Regions from separate parts of the Homo sapiens genome. Here region 1 is linked to region 2. A link is a loop called in an ENCODE intact Hi-C map of the cell type or tissue named here. Cell type or tissue: PC-9. All regions are shown on one strand. Region 1 overlaps LIFR (LIF receptor subunit alpha). Region 2 overlaps LIFR-AS1 (LIFR antisense RNA 1).

Region 1 (5,000 bases), 88 kb after region 2:
AAGATAGATTGACTAGATTTTATGATATTTCTTTTGATTCCTTAGTGCTTTTTCTTTCTTTCTTTTTATGATTCTCAGCTGTGGTCTAGATCAGCAGCTCTCTCGTTTACTCATACAGTACTTCGTGATGAATTTCATTCAGATACTGATGTATTCCCAAAGGAATAGCCGGGTTTAGGTGCTCGTCTCAGCTTGATGGCTGTAATCTGACTCTCTTTTTGTCTGCTCAGTAATGCATTTGGAATTCAAGTGAAAGTGAGGTTATGTTCAAATTTAAATCCTGGAAATCATATTATCCTTCTTAATGGAATGTTAGGAAATTACTTGCAACATTTCTCACAAATAGTCCTGGAGTCTAAGTTGAGACCCAGTGGTATATGTAGTGAAGTTGCTTCGTGAGCAGTACCAAAAGTGAGCTATTACTTAAAAGTATGAAAGAAGAAATTAAAACTTAAAAAATGAGACTGTGCACTGTTTCCATTTGTGTTATTTCAGACAGTGTTGTAATCTTTTATCATAGTAATAGAACAAGCTAATTTATAGTTTAACCTTCATTTATAACGTTTGGAGGTTGAAATATTGTACAATATTTGTTGAGCAGCAGTAACATCTCCCTTCAGAGAGAACTTTTAGGAAATTTATAAGAGCAGGTTATTTCGTGAGTTAGGTATCAGGATTCATTTATTTCCTTTCTTTATGGATATCCTGTTAAGCCACCATTTACGGAAAAGACTGAAAAGAAATTTAGGCCGGGTGTGGTGGCTTACGCCTGTAATCCCAGCGCTTTGGGAGGCTGAGGCGGGCGGATCACGAGGTCAGGAGATCGAGACCATCCTGGCTAACACGGTGAAACCCTGTCTCTATTAAAAAAAGAAAATACAAAAAAATTAGCTGGGCATGGTGGCAGGCGCCTGTGGTCTCAGCTACTCGGGAAGCTGAGGCAGGAGAGTGGCATGAACCCAGGAGGCGGAGCTTGCAGTGAGCTGAGATCGCACCACTGCACTCCAGCCTGGGTGACAGAGCGAGACTCCGTCTCAAAAAAAAAAAAGAAAAAGAAATTTATAATCGGCTTGTTAGTTTTTCCCTACACACACGTCTGCGTGCACACACACCTACCCAATCAAAACCTGCTGGCGTTTTGATTGGGATTACATTAAATCCGTGGATCAATTTAGGAGAATTTTCATTCTTACAATATTTGTATCTCCCAAACTATGAACATGGTATATCCCTACATTTACTTGAGTCTTCTTTAATTCATCTTAATATGAGGTCTTTATGTCTTTTGGTAAATTTTTTCCTAGTGCTAGGTGTTTTCTGATATTATTAAAAATGACTTTGTTTTTTAAATTGCATTTTCTATTGACTGGTATATAAAAATGTAGTTGATGTATACCTAGCTTTTAACCTAGTAGCTTCAGTTGATTATTTTATAAGTTAATTTCTTTGAAAAGAAAATTAGTACATTTCAAATACTGTCCTCTCAAATTTTTCCCCTTCTGTCTGTCCTTCTATTTATCTCTTATTTGCTCTTGTTATTTAGATTTTAATATTTCAACTTAATATCTACCAAATCCTAAAATAACCAGCATTTTAAATATATTCCATATTTTTGGTATGTGGTTTTAATAGAGTGACTGAATATTTGGCCTTAGATTTAAAACAATTTTCAGAATAAATATGTCAATGTTTGTTTACTTATCTAATTGTTAAACTCTCATATAAACACTCATTAATCCTCTTAATGTTACCTGAAATATCATTGAAGGATGTTATCCTTATCTCTGGGGAAGGTATGAAATTTTCCAAGTTTTGGTTGATAAACTAAGGAGTATTTTTTTTTTAATTCAGATTTGTGAAAAAAAAATTTTACAGAATTTTTAAACAAGTAGTTTTTTTAAAAAAGAACTTTTACCTAAAGTGAAAGATAGTTTGGATAAATATGAGAGAGGAAATACCAGTTTCTATATGTGTATGGTTAAACATGATTACAGAAATATGAATTTCTACAATAAGCAGTGTCAGACTGCAGACTTTTAATTTATCACTTTTTTTTTTTTTTTTTTTGAGACGGAGTATCGCTCTGTCGCCCAGACCAGATTCCAGTGGCACAATCTGGGTTCAGTGCAGCCTCCACCTCCCAGGTTCAAGCGGTTCTCCTGCCTCAGCCTCCCGAATAGCTGAGACTTCAGGCACCCTCCACCACACCCGGCTAATTTTTGTATTTTTAGTGGAGACGGGGTTTCACCATGTTGGCCAGGCTGGTCTCAAACTCCTGACTTCAGGTGATTTGCCCACCTTGGCCTCCCAGAGTGCTGGGATTACAGATGTGAGCCACTGCACCTGGGCTCATTTATCACTTTGAAGGTCTCGTCTTAAAAAAAAAAAAAAAATTTCTTTTAATTTTTCTAGTCCTGCCTTAAAGCTGGGGAGAGCAGTTTTGATAAAGAGAAAAACAACAAAAGAGCCGCAGTCAGTTTGTATATACTGAGATGCAGAATTTTACCAAGAGTTTTCTAAACAACAGTACTTATAATGTATTTTAGAACTCTGAAACATGTAACATGACTTACTGATTTTCAATATGATTTGGTATTTCTTTTCGAATCACAGTATATTGATGATAGATGATAATACTTTTAACCTGTAGATTTCTCTGACAACATATTAGACTCAGGTTTCTTTGAGAGATTTGGTAGCCTCTGAAATAGGATTAAGGGAAAAAAAGTGACAACTGATATTTCAAGTTGCTACAGGGAGTTTCCAGATGAGCTAAGAGTCATTTTTCAGTATATTTTAATCTGTCAATTCTAATGTAATATGAACTCTGACAAGACATGCTACAGAGAGAATAATTCCTGCATTATTCAAAAGTAAAATGTAAATAGTAAATTATTTCATTTTTTAGGAAATTGTGGAAAACATTGACGTTTATAAAATATTATGTTTTCAGGGAAAATATATGTAATCATAAGTACCTGCATTTTTTTTCTGTTAGATCCACCAGATACTCCTCAACAACTGAATTGTGAGACACATGATTTAAAAGAAATTATATGTAGTTGGAATCCAGGAAGGGTGACAGCGTTGGTGGGCCCACGTGCTACAAGCTACACTTTAGTTGAAAGGTAATGATAACTGGGAAAAGATGTCAGATGGCAAGGAGTACGTTGGAAGTGCATGTTAAATGACATAGGGAACTGCACTAGATCATTTATGTTACAAACAAGATATAAAACCAAATATGCTGTATAAAATTACACTTATAAGCACTGCAGTTCAGCCACATGTACACTCAATTTTATGTCTCCTCTTTTAAGAAGCTTAGAATGAAGAACACTTGAACATGAACAGAGACTGTTTCTCGGTAGTAAACTTATGGCTGATTAATTTCTTCTATTTTCTGTATCACATACATTTTCTTCTCTGAGTATGTAATATGCTTCTAATTAGAAATTTAAACTTTTTATACAAATTAAGTATTACGAATTTGCCCGTTTTTTCCTGCAATATTTATCTCTTGCCATTTTGAAATTATTTTTCTGTTAATTAACAGTTTTTCAGGAAAATATGTTAGACTTAAAAGAGCTGAAGCACCTACAAACGAAAGCTATCAATTATTATTTCAAATGCTTCCAAATCAAGAAATATATAATTTTACTTTGAATGCTCACAATCCGCTGGGTCGATCACAATCAACAATTTTAGTTAATATAACTGAAAAAGGTAAGCTGTACATAAACTAATGTCTTAAAAATAACTTTAAAAGTGGTGAAATGCTTTAATGAAAAATGCTTATAGGGATTACTTTTTGCTGATTATTTTCTTTATAGTTACTTAATATTAATTTCATAAATTTTATTTATAAAAACTTTAAATGTATAATTTCAAGTTTTACTATTTTATTGAATTTAAATACTTGAATTAGTAATTTACTCTTTCTGATAATTTTTGATTTCTGAAATATCTTCTGCCCAATTTTTAAAAACTTTTATTTTGAAGTAATTGTTGACTCACTGGTAGTTACAATAATAAGAGCCTTGTGAACCCATCCCCTGGCTATTCCCAGTGGTGTCATCTTATATAATTCTAGTACAATATCAGAACCAGGGAATTGACACTCTTAAAACACTGTTAACTAGACTACTGACCTTGCTCAGTTTTTATGTGCATTCATTTGTACTCGTGTGTGTGTGTGTGTGTGTGTGTGTGTGTGTGTGTGTGTGTGTAGTTCTATGCAATTTATAGGTATAGATTCAGGTAACCACCACCACATGCAAGATACAGAACTGCCCTGTCACTACAAAGGAACTTGCTCATGTTGCCCTTCCAGCATCCCCTGTACATACAGTCACATCCCTGTGCCTTGACAACAACGAATCTATTCTTCATCTCTGTTTTATCAGTTTGAGATTGTTACATAAGTAAAATCATACAGTATGCAGTTTGGCATTTTTTTTTTTAAGGATGTCCTGGAGAGCCATCCATGTTGTTGTATGTATTAATAGTTCGTCCCTTTTATTACTGATTGCATTTTTACCAATCGTATTAATATATAGCTCCAAATAAAAATAAAATGTGCTTGGTCTTTTTGGTATTCATTCCCATGGTCCATGTGCATTAACACTCCATGTCAGGCTCACAGCACACTGAGCAACGGCCTAGACCTTCTCTTAGAGACTCAGGCAGGGGAGAAAGGGCCTAAACCGAAGGCATGTCTCATACAGTCTCACAGCTGATTAGTAGATGATCCTGTTGCCTTATTTGTAAGCATAAGTCACTTTTATCAGTTGTTCTTTCCTGTCGTCTTTGCGATTTCTGGATTTTTCCTAGTGTCACCATGGCTACATTTTATCCTTGCATGGTAGTATTTGTATGTATTTGTCTGCCCTCTGCCATTTCAGCCTTATTTCCCATGTGATTCTTTCCCGCCACTCAACTGGGCATACACACTATCACCAGTGTAATATGCAGTTTGCCTCGCTGTACCTTCATTATTG
Region 2 (5,000 bases):
ATAAATAACTTTCTTGCTCCATGCACCCCCACTCAACAACCAACTTTCACCTTCTGAGGACTGCTAATGTGAAGTCCCTCTAGACTAAGCCCATGAAATACTTGCCCCTTCCCTCCCCACCACTGCCACGCTCCGTCTCCAGCTGGTCATCTACCAGCATCCTAGCTGGATTCCCTCTCCGTCACTCCAGCACAGGGGTTCTCAACCTCTGCATTTGGGGCTGGATATTTCTTAGTTGTGCAAGGCTGTCCTGTGCATTGTAGGATACTGAGCAGCATCCCTGGCCTCTGCCTTTGGATGCTAGTAGCACTACCTCACCCAGTTGTGACAACCAAAAATGTCTTCAGACATTGCCAGCATCCCCTAATTGAGGCCCACTACTTTGGTGCTTTAGTCCCTAGTTTGTCTACTCCCACAAGCAATATGTGCAATTACAGTGACTAATTTTTCCTCCCCAGAGAGATGGCACCCCTGGGCTAGAGGGATGCTAGGAAGGAAAAGTCCTTGTCCTTTTGGCATCCTCTCACCCCACGAGCTACTTCTGTGTCTTTTCTTTATGTAACACTGAACTCTCCAGCTCAGGCCTCCAGGTCCTAAGTTCATAATCTCATTACAACTAATCCTGTTTACGGCCATTCTCTTGGCAGAACAATCTTGTCTGGACCAAGGCTCTTTCCTCACCACCCAATGTTCTTGTTGCTCCATTGTTCCTGGGGACTGTGGCCTGGCTGAGTATAAGCTTTCATTGATAGGGTTTATCCTGTTTACAGGGAGTCTGCAGAAGGGCCTCATCAAATACTTCCATCCCTTCCTTCAATAAATGGCTCCCTTTGATCTGTGCAAGGCACAACTTTGTTTATCAGAAGCTGGGCTTCCTCTAGCTGATGATGGGGACATCCTGTCCCAGAAAGGCTCCCCAAAATAACACCTTCTGAATTTCAGAATATTTTCAGGTTCCTCTATTTTGGAAGCATTTTTTTTTTTTCTTGCATGCCATTTCTTATGGCAAGCAAAGAAAGGAGCTGATTTTGCATTTTGAAGCCCAAGGTAACACAAAGTTGAACAGGTCACCGCCAAAAATGAGGAAAGGACAGTGTTGATAATAATATAAACATTTGGAACCAGAACAATATACAAGATTAGGGTTGACCAGGTGTGATCGTTTTTCATATTGTCAATTTAAAACTGGAAGTTATCTAACAAGGTGAAAAAGAGGTCATGGGTGTTAGTCATCTATATGACAGGATGGTAGAAGCTAGCTGAATTATGTGGATGAATGGTAAGGGCGATTTTACACTGTCCGAGCCAGGTAAAGAGCTCTATTTACAGCAATGGTTCTCAAAGTGTGGTCTCTAGTCCAGCAGCATGACCTGGAAATGTTTTAGAAATGTAACTTCTCAAGCCCCATCCCAGATAGTGAATTGGAAACTCTGGAGGTGGGGCCCAGGCACCTGTAAGCTCACAAGCCCTTTAAGTGATGTGATTCTCATGCTTGCTAAAGTTTGAGAACCTCTGATCTGCCCCAATAATCTTCAAACTTCGGTGTACACAAGAATCACATAAGAAGCTAAAATGCAGATTCCCAGATCCCATACCTAACGATGCAGATTCACTTGGTCTAGAGTGGACCCAGGAAAGTTTGCATTGCTAATAAGCAGCCCAGGGTGATTTGGGTGCAACTGGTCCATGAATCAAGCTTCGAGGAGCATTGGCCTATATATAAAGGAGTGGTACAAATTGTCCATATTGCTCCAGTCTTATTCTAAAGAGGCTCCCTCCGTGGCTAAGAATGAGCCAGTATCACAATTCATCTTCCCTTCCCAGTCATCTCATGAAGCAGGCTGCTAAGATTACCTATTGTGGGCCGGGCGCGGTGGCTCACGCCTGTCATCCCAGCACTTTGGGAGGCCGAGGCAGGTGGATCACGAGGTCAGGAGATCGAGACCATCCTGGCTAACACGGTGAAACCCCGTCTCTACTGAAAAAATGCAAAAAAATTAGCCGGGCGCGGTGGCGGGCGCCTTGTAGTCCCAGCTACTCGGGAGGCTGAGGCAGGAGAATGGCAGGAACCCGGGAGGCGGAGCTTGCAGTGAGCCGAGATCGAGCCGCTGCACTCCAGCTTGGGAGACAGAGCGAGACTCTGTTTCAAAAAAAAAAAAAAAAAAAAAAAGACCTATTGTGGTTTTCAGGATTACTCTAATACTAGAAGGTTAGATTGGCCCCATGGATTCCTTTCACACTGACATCTGAAACACACTGCTGACTCCTAACCTGGGTTGGACTCATGCTGCTGGCCTGGAGGCAAAAGCTTTTTATCCCATTACTAGTTCCTTGAACCACAATCCAAGACACAATTTGGTTTTCCCAAGAGTTTTGTTTTGCACTGCTGATGCATTCCAGTCATTGTTGTGATGCATTTCCTTCTCCTCTTTCCCTCCAGTCCCTGGGCAATGCCACACATGTATATATAGCCTCCTAGTGTGAACTTACTCAAATCCTAACCCTCTCTCCCAGAACGTGTCTCTGCTGCAAGGCACCGGGCCCTTTCGCTCTGCAGAACTGCACTTGCAAGACCATTATCAACTCCTAATCCCAGCTCAGAAAGGGAGCCTCTGCGACTCATTCATCGCCCTCCAGGTACAGCACTGCTGGGGTTTGCTTCCTTCCTTCCTGGCTTTGTGTCCCATGTCCCCTTAGACCTGTCCCCCCTTTAGATTTCTTTTCACTCTGCTTTAATACCAGTTGTGAGGGTCTCTCAGGGCTCTGACCTTACCTCTTTGTCCTACAAAAGTGTATTTCTTGTGTGGTTTCCTGTGACCTGTACTTACCCAGACTTTCTCCAGTCAATCCTTGGCATCCTACAGAGATGGTCTTCCTCAGTCTTCAGTCTCTGTAACGATACCAGCCCTTGTTTAGAGACCCAGAGTAGAAATGGTCACTGTATACAGTTGTACAGTTTCTGCACCGCACAGACACCTGAGGAAGAGAGCAAGTGGTTAGGAAAATCCAGCTTGCACACTGCTCACCAAGATGAATGCCTGAAGCTGCTCTGTGGAAACCTAGAGGAAGGTACATTGTTTCGCTTTTTTTCCATGTCAGATATTGATAGAATCACATATAACTACATTAGATTATCAGCTAAAACCAGATTAGTGTGTTTTATTGTCATGTCATTGTGTATGTGAACATGAAGACTTTTAGAGTGCCTGAAAATATTTTATGAGAAATAGTTAAATAGCTTCCCTTTTTATTTTTCATTACTAGACCTTATTTCTTAGAGCAGTTTTAGGTTTATAAAAAGCCAGAGCACAAAGTACAGAGAGCTTCATATACCCCTGCCCACCCTGTCCACCCCACTCCCAGTCTCCCCTGTTAGTAACATCTTATGTTAGTGTGGTACATTTGTTGCAATTGATGAATCAATATTAATAGATTAGTATGAACCAAAGTTCATGGTATACATTACTATGTATACTATGTATACTCTTCGTGTTGTGCATTCTATGGGTTTTGACAAACGTGTGATGACATATATGCACCGTTATAGTATCTTACAATAGCTTCATTGCTATTGCTAAAACTCTGCTGTGCTCCATCTGTTCATCCTTCTTTTCTTCCCTGCCTTCTCCAGGCCCTGACAACCACTGATCTTTTAACCATCTCCATCGTTTTGAGGAAAGTACACTTTTTTCTTTGCACAAAGAACTGTCTACTAGCCAAAACCACAGGATGCTTCTGCCCAGAGGAACACCATTTAAAAAAACATGCGCAAAGGTTTTATCGCAGCCAGCCAATGCCTTGAATCCAAGCTCTAACCCAATTCAAGACCTTTCCCTGGATCACGTCCGTGTGTCCTGTCTCTCTTGTTTCCCCTTATCCATCTAGCATATACTTTTCCTGGTAAACGTTTCTATTTTTTTCTGTTTAGGCTGCTGTAACAAAAATACGATAGTCTGGGTAGCTTAAACAAAAATCATTTATTTCTCACAGATCTGTAGGCTGGTAATTCCCAGATCAAGGCACCAGGCAGAATCAGAGCCTGGTGAGCACCCACTTCCTCGTTCTTAGAGGACCGTTTTCTTATCATGTCTTCACATAGCAAAAGGGACAAGGGAGCTGTCTGGGGTCCCTTTTATAAGGGCACTAATCTCACTCATGAGGCCTCTACCCTCACAATCTAATCACTTCCCCAAGGCCCCACCTGCTAATGCCATCACATTAAGGGTTAGGATTTTAACATATGAATTTGGGGGAGACATAAACATTCATTCTGTTGCAATTACCTTATGTGCCCCTCTCATCTACCCACCCGTCTATCCCCCTCCTCTTCTCTGATGCATCTTCTATGTCAGCCCTGTCTGAAAGCATTTTCTGCAATGATGAGAATATTCTACACCTGTGTGGTCCAATATAATAGCCACTAGCTGCATGTGGCTATTGAGCACTTGAAATGTGTCTCATGTGACAGAACTGAATTTTTAAGTTACATTTCATTTGAATAATTTAAACTTAACTCCATGTGGCAAGCAACAATTGTATTAGACAGCATAGGTTTAAGTTTTTACCTATGCCAGATTCCCCATTCTAACAGAATTCATTAACATCCCCCCCAGTTTCATACTGGACATCTTCCCCTCCCCTGCCTTTTTTATGTTTTTTGTTTGTTTGTTTTGTTTTGTTTTGTTTTTTGGTTTTGAGACAGAGTCTAGCTCTGTCACCCAGGCTGGAGTGCAGTGGCTCGACCTCGGCTCACCGCAACCTCCGCCTCCTGGGTTCAAGGGATTCTCCCGCCTCAGCCTCCTGAGTAGCTGGGATTACAGGCGTGCACCACCATGCCTGGCTAATTTTTGTAATTTTAGTAGAGACAGGGTTTGACCATGTTGGTCAGGCTGGTCTTGAACTCCTGGCCTCGTGATCTATCCGCCTCGGTCTCCCAAAGTGCTGGGATTACAGGCGTGAGCCACCACGCCCAGCTGCTCCTTCTCCTTGATTCTTTCCTG

Evidence for each region. A loop is a pair of places that touch in the nucleus more often than their neighbours do. Peaks named below come from ENCODE experiments on the same cell type or tissue, not always from the same donor. Only the 100,000 strongest peaks of a DNase experiment are listed, where the experiment ranks them.
Region 1: it touches region 2 in a loop (2.2-fold over the local background); 1 of 110 quality-filtered maps calls a loop at or near these places.

Annotation. Positions count from the first base shown.
Region 1 is chr5:38,504,631-38,509,630 of GRCh38, reverse strand. It overlaps LIFR (LIF receptor subunit alpha), which reads left to right. Exons shown (of 20, transcript NM_001127671.2): 8 at 2,999-3,128; 9 at 3,557-3,726. Among named protein-coding and RNA genes, the nearest start is that of EGFLAM-AS5, 39 kb to the right of the region's middle. In PC-9, no CTCF peak of the experiment used is centred here; no DNase peak of the experiment used is centred here.
Region 2 is chr5:38,592,898-38,597,897 of GRCh38, reverse strand. It overlaps LIFR-AS1 (LIFR antisense RNA 1), which reads right to left. Exons shown (of 9, transcript NR_103554.1): 2 at 2,829-2,976. It also overlaps a transcript of LIFR not described here. Among named protein-coding and RNA genes, the nearest start is that of MIR3650, 38 kb to the right of the region's middle. In PC-9, no CTCF peak of the experiment used is centred here; a DNase peak (open chromatin) is centred at 2,297; H3K27ac peaks cover 430 bases.